2 separate regions of the Homo sapiens genome follow, and region 2 is linked to region 1. Evidence: chromatin contacts called from ENCODE Hi-C data. All regions are on one chromosome and are shown on one strand. Each heading gives the region's core, a stretch centred on a gene start or an enhancer-like site at or near the end of the contact. The rest is flanking DNA. Distances are from core to core; before and after follow the strand shown.

The links. Hi-C counts contacts between places; a loop is a spot of excess contacts on that map. Pooled maps may share reads with other maps.
Region 2: a map of gastrocnemius medialis shows a loop between it and region 1 (2.6-fold over the local background). The contact joins two enhancer-like sites. A Hi-C loop is called at or near these places in 25 of 168 maps with a recorded cell type or tissue (Right ventricle myocardium inferior, Right ventricle myocardium superior, aorta and 9 more), 1 of 37 single-sample maps with no recorded cell type and 19 of 50 pooled maps.

What each region holds. Positions count from the first base shown.
Region 1 is chr6:118,292,994-118,297,800 of GRCh38, reverse strand. All of the region lies in intron 7 of SLC35F1 (solute carrier family 35 member F1), which reads right to left. Among named protein-coding and RNA genes, the nearest start is that of PLN, 250 kb to the left of the region's middle. Within about 2 kb of position 2,193, at least 3 of the 41 ENCODE cell types and tissues checked have a DNase peak (open chromatin) inside an H3K27ac peak, as active enhancers do; they include gastrocnemius medialis, where a contact is called at or near this core.
Region 2 is chr6:118,370,607-118,375,413 of GRCh38, reverse strand. No RefSeq gene overlaps it. Among named protein-coding and RNA genes, the nearest start is that of PLN, 180 kb to the left of the region's middle. Within about 2 kb of position 2,838, at least 4 of the 41 ENCODE cell types and tissues checked have a DNase peak (open chromatin) inside an H3K27ac peak, as active enhancers do; they include gastrocnemius medialis, where a contact is called at or near this core.

The DNA.
Region 1 (4,807 bases), core at 944-3,443:
ACTGAAAAAAAATATATGTGTGTATATATATATATTATATATATATTATATATATATATTTCTCAGAACTTATATATATAATATATATTTCTCAGAACTTATATATATAATATATATTTCTCAGAACTTATATAATATTATATATATTATATATATATTTTTTATATATATATATATAAGTTCTGAGAAAAAAATGCAACTTAGGATAGAATTATCCTTTGAATTTAAAGAGTAGACATGTTTTCAAAGAAGTAAAGACTTAGGAATGCAACCCCTGTGAACATTTCCTGGTAGACTCACTGCTAACCCAATAGCACTTCCGCAGTGAATCAAGACACTTGATGACCATCTGCTTTCGCATTATAGGGAACATATTCTCTACAAATGGTCAAATTGCACTGTGTGCAGCCTGTACAACCATACATAGCTGTATTGCCTCTTGACAATACCAGTAGTGATGAAATCCAGCCTCCTAAGGGATTAATCAAAATAAATTCAGAAAAGAAGAACCTATATTTCAGAGACTGGTGGTACAGCAAATGTAGTAAGTGTGGAAGTATGGTATAAAAACCATAGGGGTTATATTTACAGAAGTTAACTATTAAAATATTGATAATATAAAAACAGTACAGTAAAAGTCAAGGAAATGAGGGAGGACAATGTTAATCATCTTTCATGGAAGAGAGTAAATCACAACTCTTAACACTTTAAATATAGAGTTGAAAAAAAGTCTTCAGTCCTTGGTGGCCCCTAGAGATGTGTAGAGTAGTGGTTCTGCTTCAGCCTTTAATGTTCGAGCCAATCTTTGTTTTACATCTTAGCAAACTGATACTCTGATTTCTATGAGTTTGGTTTATTAATATTCTGGTCCATGGAAGACGGATCCACACAGGTCTGCTGACAAAATTAGGAGACTGAATGGGCAAGATTGTTGCCATTCAATCTTGTGAATACGACTGAACGGCCAGGCTGTTCATTTTGGTGACAAACACATTCCAGGCATTGTCCTGGGAGACAACTAGCTGCTTTTTTCTTGGTTATGCCCCAATCCAATCACAATCCTTTCCGTTTGAAACTTCTGCAGTACCTCTAGCCCGTTCAATCTTTCCTCACAGCTTATCATGATGACGTGAGCTCAAAATATTTGTTTTGTGATGTGGAGTTCATGAATAGATTTTTGTACAAGGAACTTTGGCTTCTGGCTATAATTCTGGGCTTGCCTCACCATTTATTCCCAACTTCTCTAATCCTTCTCATATTCCTGGGAAATGGAAATTGCTAGTGTAGCAGAGACCAGCTACTTGTTCACTAAACCCATTTTCTTTTCTTCCTGCATAGATTGACCACATTTCCCAGCCTCCCTTGCAATTATTAGGTGTGGCCATGTGACTGAGTTTTGGCCAAGAGAATGGGAGGGGCTGTAGACACACCACTCTAAACACAGCCATGAAAGTCTCCAGGCTGTCTAAGAAGGAGTCCCACAGAGGACTCCAAGTGCCTAGCCCAGGCATGGGCAGACTTCTTAAGGAGCTAGACAGTAGTAACTATTTTGGGTTTATGGGTCATATACTCTGTCACAATTACTCAACACTGCCATTGTAGCACAAAAGCAGCCATGGATAATATGTGAAGAAATGGGCATGGCTCTGCTCCAATAGAACTTTATTTACTAAAATAGGGGGTGGCTCACAGGTTAGGGTTTTCTGACTCCTGCACTAGAGGATGGCAGAGCCACAAAATGGAAGGCACCTGGGTTCCTGAATGGCTGCATGGAAATGCATCCCTTCCCCACTGCTAGAAGCTAGCAACACTTACCCTAAGTTATTCAGCAAGACGAAGCCTCAAAAGGGGCTGTACTCTTAACAGTGCAGGGGAAAGCCAAAGTCAAACGCTCATTGCTCTTCCACCTTGGTATTCCATGTGTAATACTTTGGGCTTCAGAGATGCCAGTTTCCCTAATTCTTTTCTCACTAGCAATACTTTAAAAAGTATTGTAAAGTCATAAAAGGCTAAGTATTAATTTTTAAATCTCCTATTTCTAATTACATTTGGGCACTATAAGCTTAACATCCATAGCCTTTTAAGATGTCATTTTTACATACAAGAAACCTAACAGGCTACTTATGAGGGCATTTTAAAAAATAAGAAGTGAAGTATTGCTTTTATTATGCTCATCAGCTGCCACAGGTTGAGGCTGCCTGCCCTAGTTTTCAAGTGCAGTGACATTACTGAGATTGCTCACTGACACAGAGGATCAACAGGGTTGCTTGGCTCAGGATTCTGATTCATGTCTAATGAAAGATTCCACTCTTAATGAAAGTTTCCAGTCTCTGTAAACTCTCTGGCATTGGGACTCAGATGTTAAGGATAGTTGATACTGCTGTCTACTAAAGTTTTAGTGTTTTGGAACCTTATCCTTTGCATTAATCTGCCTGGTGATTTTTGGTGTTTCTGTCATCTTCACTTATAAATAAAAAGTTATGCACCAAAACAGTGGCTGGCACATAACAGGTACAGAATAAATAAATATTGTCTGGATATCATTCTTTTAAATTTAATACATAATAATATATTATTATAATGACCTCAGGTCCAGAGTTATTTAACTTTGTTTGCCAAATCTCTTATAACAACCACCACAACAAAACAGTAAGAGAAGCTGGCACATATGGGATAGATATAATTTTAGGAGCTGACGGGGAGGGTCAGGGTGGACTGTGGAGCTCTACACCTGTCCTCATAGGATGTCACCTGGATTGCCAGCACAGGCTGCTGACATTTAAAAACTTTTCTGATTATTTTGTAACTCAAAGCAATTATTTAAAAATTATCTGGTATAAATATGAGACTAAGACACACAGAATGTTTTCTAATGAAAACATGCACATGAAATCCTACAAAATTCACATTAATCACATTACCTAGAATAGTTGGAGTTGACTTTTGGATAACTGATTTTGAAATCTCTCTTTTTTTTTTTAGTAATTATTTGTATGATAAAAAACACTTTCCTGATGCAAGAATAGTTTTATGGAGCCCATATCTTCCTAAGATATTCTTCAAACAGGATGGTCTGTGGCTTCAGCCTGTTCAGCATGGAGAGCCATATAAACCAATGGCCCAAGTGAAGTGTTTAAAGGGGACTTGGAGAGTACTTATGATGTTCATTTTTGTCTATTAGTTTCTAGTTTGTTTTAATAAAGTTACGAAAATAACATGTTCTCATGAAATTACTCTCAACTTTATTACAACAATTTTGTGGCAATATTAAGCCTTGACATGTTAATAGTAAATGTGTGAAATAAGCCATCGTCATTTAAATGTCAGGCAAAAAGGAATTTTCTGTATATTTCATGTCAGCTGCTATTTTCCTGAAGAATGTTCAGCACGCGATGGCATACAGTGAAAGAACTGTTTGGCATTTTACTTTAACAACCCTCAGATGTTTTGTATTTCTGGTTGTCACCTAAAAATTCTATGGTAAGCAATAAAGGAATCAAAGAAATCAGCCAAAAATGACTAATACAATGTTTTCTACATTTTTATGCATGAGACCCCAGGCTTGCCTTTTCAAACAGGAAAAAAGTTGGAGAGAACTCATACAAAATTGTTAAGCAGTACATCTAGTTACAAAATCATAAAATAAGGTTAATAGTCCAAAAATGAAATAAGACAGGAATTACTAACCCTGAAACATATGTTTAAGCAGAGAACTGTATCACTGCTGGTCACCTTTTATACATTATCTAACTTAATCCCCTGTGAAGCTCCATAAGGCAAATCTCATCACCTTGAAGTTTAGAGAGAATAAGTAACTGGCCCAAATAACTTAAAGCATACACAGAAGCCAGTTTAAATCTAGGCTCCTTGGACTCTGAAGTCCATGCTGTTTCGGACACACCATGCTGCTTAATTCACACTTTATGTGGCAGATGTTGAAATAGTTTTCCCACTCCAATTTATTCTCTCTCCACATGACTTAGTGTTTTCTTTATTAAAATCACATACTAGCAAGATACCTGAACTACTTTAAAAATCAGTTAGGAAATTCAACAGAGCATAGTGTCTGTAGGCAGAGAATGTGTCGTCATTGTCCAGACACAGCTTCTGAACCACATGTCCATACATCCCAGCTGGCCTGGCTTCTAGTCAGTATACTCGTATTGTCCTGGTAGAATTATTACTAGTCCTGTTGGGGTAGGCAAAATGATAATCCCCCAAAGATATTCACACCCTAATCCCTTAAACCTGTGAATATATTACTTTATGAGGTAAGAGGGACTTAGCAGATGTGGATTTTGAGGTGAGGATATTATCCTGAATTATCTGGGTGGGCTGAATGTAATAGCAGGTCCAAAAGAGAAAAGCAGGCATGGCAGAGTCTGATTTGAAGATGCCATTCTGCTGGCTTTGAAGATGGAGGAAGAGGCCATGAGCCAAGAAATACAGGTGGCCTCTAGAAGCTGGAAACGGTAAGGAAATGGATTCTCCCCTAGAGCCTCCAGAACCAACATACCTCTGCTAATACTTGATTTTAGCCCAAGTAGGCTCTGACTTCCAGAACTGTAAGATAGTAAATTTGGGTTATTTTTTAAGCCACTAAATTTGTGGTAATTTGTTACAGCAGCAATAGGAAACTAACACCCTTTCAATTTCAACAGTGTCTTGTTTGTACAATACTTATAAGATGATAGACCTCAGACCAAGCTCTGACCTTGAAAAGCCAGCACACCCTCCAATGGAAAAGCCTCCATGTCAGTCTCTTCCTGGGCTTGGTTTCAGGGGTCTCTGAGGCCCAGTCAAGCTC
Region 2 (4,807 bases), core at 1,589-4,088, 77 kb before region 1:
TCTACTCACAAACACACATACTTGTATACACACAGTACACGTAAGTATGAATTTCTCCTCTCTCTCTCCCTCCCTCCCTCCATCCCTTCCCATCTCTTCCTCCCTCCCTCCCTCCTTCCCTCCCTTCTTTCCTTCTAAAAATGGGATCCCCTCTAGTTATGTCATCAAATCCTTTTTCTACCCAGCAAGCATCATAGTGATCCTTCCACAATAGCACATACAAGTTTGCCCCATTTTTAAAACTGCGTTTTGGTATTCTGAATCTCAAATGTGCTATAATTTATTAACTATTCTCCTATTGTTTGGCATTTAGGTTGCTACCAGTTTTTCAAGGTCACCAATAATGTCACAAATTTGGGAATAAGGGGTGAATAAAATAGGGTTAAGGTAAAGGAGCAAGAAGGGAGTTGATCTGTGCCATTAGATAATCTGAGAACTCAATGTCAAAACACAGTCAGAATTATGTTTCATCAGGCCTTTGATAACTGAGAGCTGACCTCAGGCTACCACACCTCAGATACGATGGTGGCAGGCCACTTGCTGGCTGAAAGTAGCTGCCTTGTGAGTGTCCAGAAGCTACAACCTATGCAAGTGGGTGAAAGAGACTATGGCACCTCCAAACTCATAATCTCCGGCAGAACATATGAAAGACCTCATTTTTGAGCTTATATGTGGGAGGGCTCCTGGGCCAGTCTGCACCTGGACACATCCTTCAATGTTCTGTTAAGAATCCTGATGCCATTGGGTTTCTGGAAAGGCCTGAGGTCTCAGACCACCCCGGGGGCTCACCTAGAATCTTGAGGTCAGTTCATTCCACCCTGTTTCTCATCCTCGTCAGCCAGTCATAGCCCCAAATGCAAGCCCCTCTGCCCACTGAATTTTCATGTTCTGCCTCTCATTTAATCCTTCCATGGCTGTCTTCCCACCCAGGCTTTCTGTTGGTCCTTCAGAGTCCTCTACACACTCCTCCTGATCACAGAGCAATTCCTTTGACTTCCTCGTTCTGTACCTGCATCTGACTATCTGAAGAAAACATCATTAATTTTGTAGTCTTTTCAAGGATCGTGTGGAGCCTGCTGATTCTTCAACATCTTCACCATCTCTGAGCCTGAGTCTGAGGATGGGATGAGGAAGAAAAAAATCAGAAGCGAGAGGAGAGTTGGCTTCCAAATAATATCCTTATCCCCTTATGGATGGCTCCCTGTAATGCGGGCTATATCATCCCTTCCCTTTCTTGTCACTCTCATCTTCTAAACTCTTGGTCATTTTTCTAAATTTACGGAAAAAATTGGTTCTTGTGTGCATCATAATCTTCCCATCTTTATAAGTCCCACCTTCAGCCTGGGAGATTCCATTTGCAATGTGGGTACTCAGTGAAGATCCTGGTCTAATGGACTCTTGACTGTCTCCACTTCAGGAATCACCACCTCCGCTCTCCCATTTCCATCCTCCACACCCATGTGCATATCTCCTCCATCAGAACTCTTTTCCTCTAAGTTCTTAAGTTCCCACATCTCTCTCTCTGCCTGAATTTCCTCTCCTCCCAGCCCTCTCACTCCTTCACTCTCATCTGCTTTGCAGCCTCATCATGATCTTCACGCTGACATTGTGAGCCCAGAGCCCCTGCCTCGGATTTCAGGCACTCATTGTATGTCTTACCCAATGAGTCTTGGTGCAGATTTATCCTTGACTTTCTATCCTACCTGTCTTACCCTCTCCCTCTCTGTAGTCAAATCCATGTCCAAAAGCAAGCCATCTTCCACCTGAGCTGTTTTAATTTTCTCTGGAAAGCCCTCCCCACTCCTAGTTTTTCTTTGTAATTTCACCTTGATCAGCTTCCCCCGATGCCAAACAAACTATTCCATGACAGGGAAATCTTGACTTTCCCTTTCTTCCATGTGATTGTAGACTCTCCCTATTGCTATCGACCCCCCACACCCCAGTCCTTATTGTGCTTGCCTTCTGCTGTTCATCAGTCTGGCCCTTAACTTTCTTCTACTCACTTTCATGGGGCTCTAGAGCTGCCTGCCAGCCCAGAACAGCTTCATTTTGGAGGCCCAGGGGCACATCAGAGGATATTTTCAAATTCTCTTATAATATATTATGTCTTGAAATCAAAATGGGACAAATTGACTTTGGCAATTAAAATTCTCAAACAGATAAATGTTGCTACAAAATATAAAACCTAGAAACAGGAACCATAATTATGATGGTAATAATATTACATACCAGTATATAATAATAGTTATATACTGCTTTCATTATTGAAAGAGGGATTTCTATCTATTATCCTATTTGATTCCTACTCCACAAAGCTCTAAAAAGTAGCACTCTTTCATTTTTGTAGATGGCAAACTGAGTTACGGTGACGCAAAGTGACTTCTGTTGGTTTACATACTATTTAGCTTAGGGAACAAAGCACATTAGAGCACATGATTTCTGAATCTAAACTTTGTGCTCTGTTTTGTACCTTGTTGGCTTTCCAAAAAGTATCTAATTTATTCCAAAGGGGAGGAAAACTCAGTAAAGTTTGAATTAATCTAAGACTTTGTGACCCAGAAAAACCCTGTTCTTGGGGATTACAGTGAAAAGACATCATGATTTTGCACTATCCTTGAACCATTCTAAAGTTCAAGCAAGGGCATGGTTAGTAAAATACCAGCTCTAATTTTAGAAAGGATGAGAGGGGGGACAGGCAGACATGTGAGGTTTAATCAAAAGTGCTATCATTTGGGGATGTTAATAAGCTGTTATCAAGCCCCTTGTGGGTCTGGCACATTTGACCTCATTATCTGGGGAGGCACATGATATTGGATGTCAGCTTCTGGTCACCAGGCAGATGACTCAGAGCCATGGCTGCTGAAAGCCTGTTGGAGACAGAATTGCAGGATTCAATCACAGCCAAGAACTCCTTCCACACACTCTCTAAATAGCATGTGATAACTGCTTTTATCAAACAAGAGCAGCACCTGGTATTCTTCTGACCCATTAAGTTTGGATGCTCAGAGGGTACAATAAACGCCTCATCAAGAAAACATAATATTTATTCTGTTTTCAGACTCTTTGTAAAGGTACCTTTAGATAGCAGAGTCTAGCCTGTTTTCAAGGTGATCCTTGTTACAGAAAAATCCAGGGTGAGGGTAAAAACAATTTAATAACCTGATTGAGTACTCAGGCTTAGGTCTGAACAACAGGATATATAATCATGTCCTTATGTCCAACCAAGGTGACTTCTGGCCAGAGCTATGGGAAGCCACTTAGTGAGAGGATTCCAGATGGCTTCAACCACAAAATCTTCACTAACGTGAGATTTAACCATAATTGTGCAGGAAAACCTCATTCCCACCAAACATGACCACTTTTTTGGAATGTCTTAGACATATACTCCTTTTGGAAATGTGAATCTAGATTCAGAAAGTCCTGGAGTCTTCAGCTCTGAGAAAGCTGAGCAGCCCAGGTCTAAGTCAGAGGATGCTGTGAGAAGACTGCACTGCCCTTTGGTCATCCTGGTGGCTTGTTTTTGCATCAAGAAGATTCTAGGGGGTCATTACCTTCTCTAGTTTCTAAGACTTCTTCTCTGGCCCTTGGGAAACTCTTCCTCTTTTCCAGAATGACTTCAGGGGTTAGGTGTTTTAGGATTGTTAAGGGTTGATAGAGCCCTGGAAGGGCCAGGATGGAATCGAACTCAAGGGGTCTGAGTGGGGCTAAGATGCTTAAGTACCGGTGCCTGTTCCCTTGGCTGTCCGTGCTGGGTTGACATGTGTCTTAGATATTGAGGGACACGGTGCTTGGACTTTTGTTTTGTTTTTTTTTTTTCCAATAGGTTTTTGGAGAACAGGTGGTGTTTGGTTACTTGGATAAGTTCTTCAGTGGTGATTTCTGATATTTTGGTGGACTCGTCACCTGAGCAGTGTACACTGTACCCAATGTGTAGTCTTTTATCCCTCACCCCCCTCTCACCCTTCCCTTTGAGGCCCCAAAGTCCAATATATCATTCTTCTAGTGCTTGGACTTTTGCCATCACTCAACAGAAAGGTGATTATTCCCAAGAATGGTTGAAGTTGTTCAAAGGCCTTACTAAGTTAACTGTAAAAAGATGCTAGAGTATTCCCTAACTAAACATTGGTAATTGAAAATGTCTGTGGGCATTAGGTTTATTTCCTCTTAGCCCTTGATCAGGTAAATCTATTTAATCTTGATGGGAAATAGGTACCCAAAGAGCCCCCAAATGACATTGCCATCAGATATCTGTTTTAAAAAGTGGTCATTAATGGCAGAAAAAAATCTGTCCTCGGAGTAGACCTTTCTTCTGGAAGCTCAAATATATGAATAATACATTAGTTGTTGCTCCATTTTCTCAGAGGGACAGCCTCCTGCACATCTCTGAGATTCTGAAATAGCCACAGGCATGTGCCACTCTTTATCTGCTTTCGAGCATGAGCCAGAATGCTCAACACAAGACAGAACCCAGGCCATTCTACTTGGAATGTTGGCTTCTAGTTTTTTACTCATCAAGGAAGCACATGGTGGGAAAGATTAAAGTGACCAGAGGTGCCCTTCCCTCTGCTCTGGCAAAGTGGACATTCAGGCCCTCTTCTTCCATGTGCCAAGGGGCAGAGGAGCAGGGAGTTGGCCTGGAGAGAGGTGGGGCGTTGGAGCTTTTCTCTGAGTGCTCTCCTTATTGTACTTCACACTAAATATTTATTTATGTATGTATTAATGAATGACTCCTGGATGTTTGACTACCAAATAGTGTTATACTGCAGTTTGAAGAAATTGAAAGTGGATTTTAAAAGATACAACATCT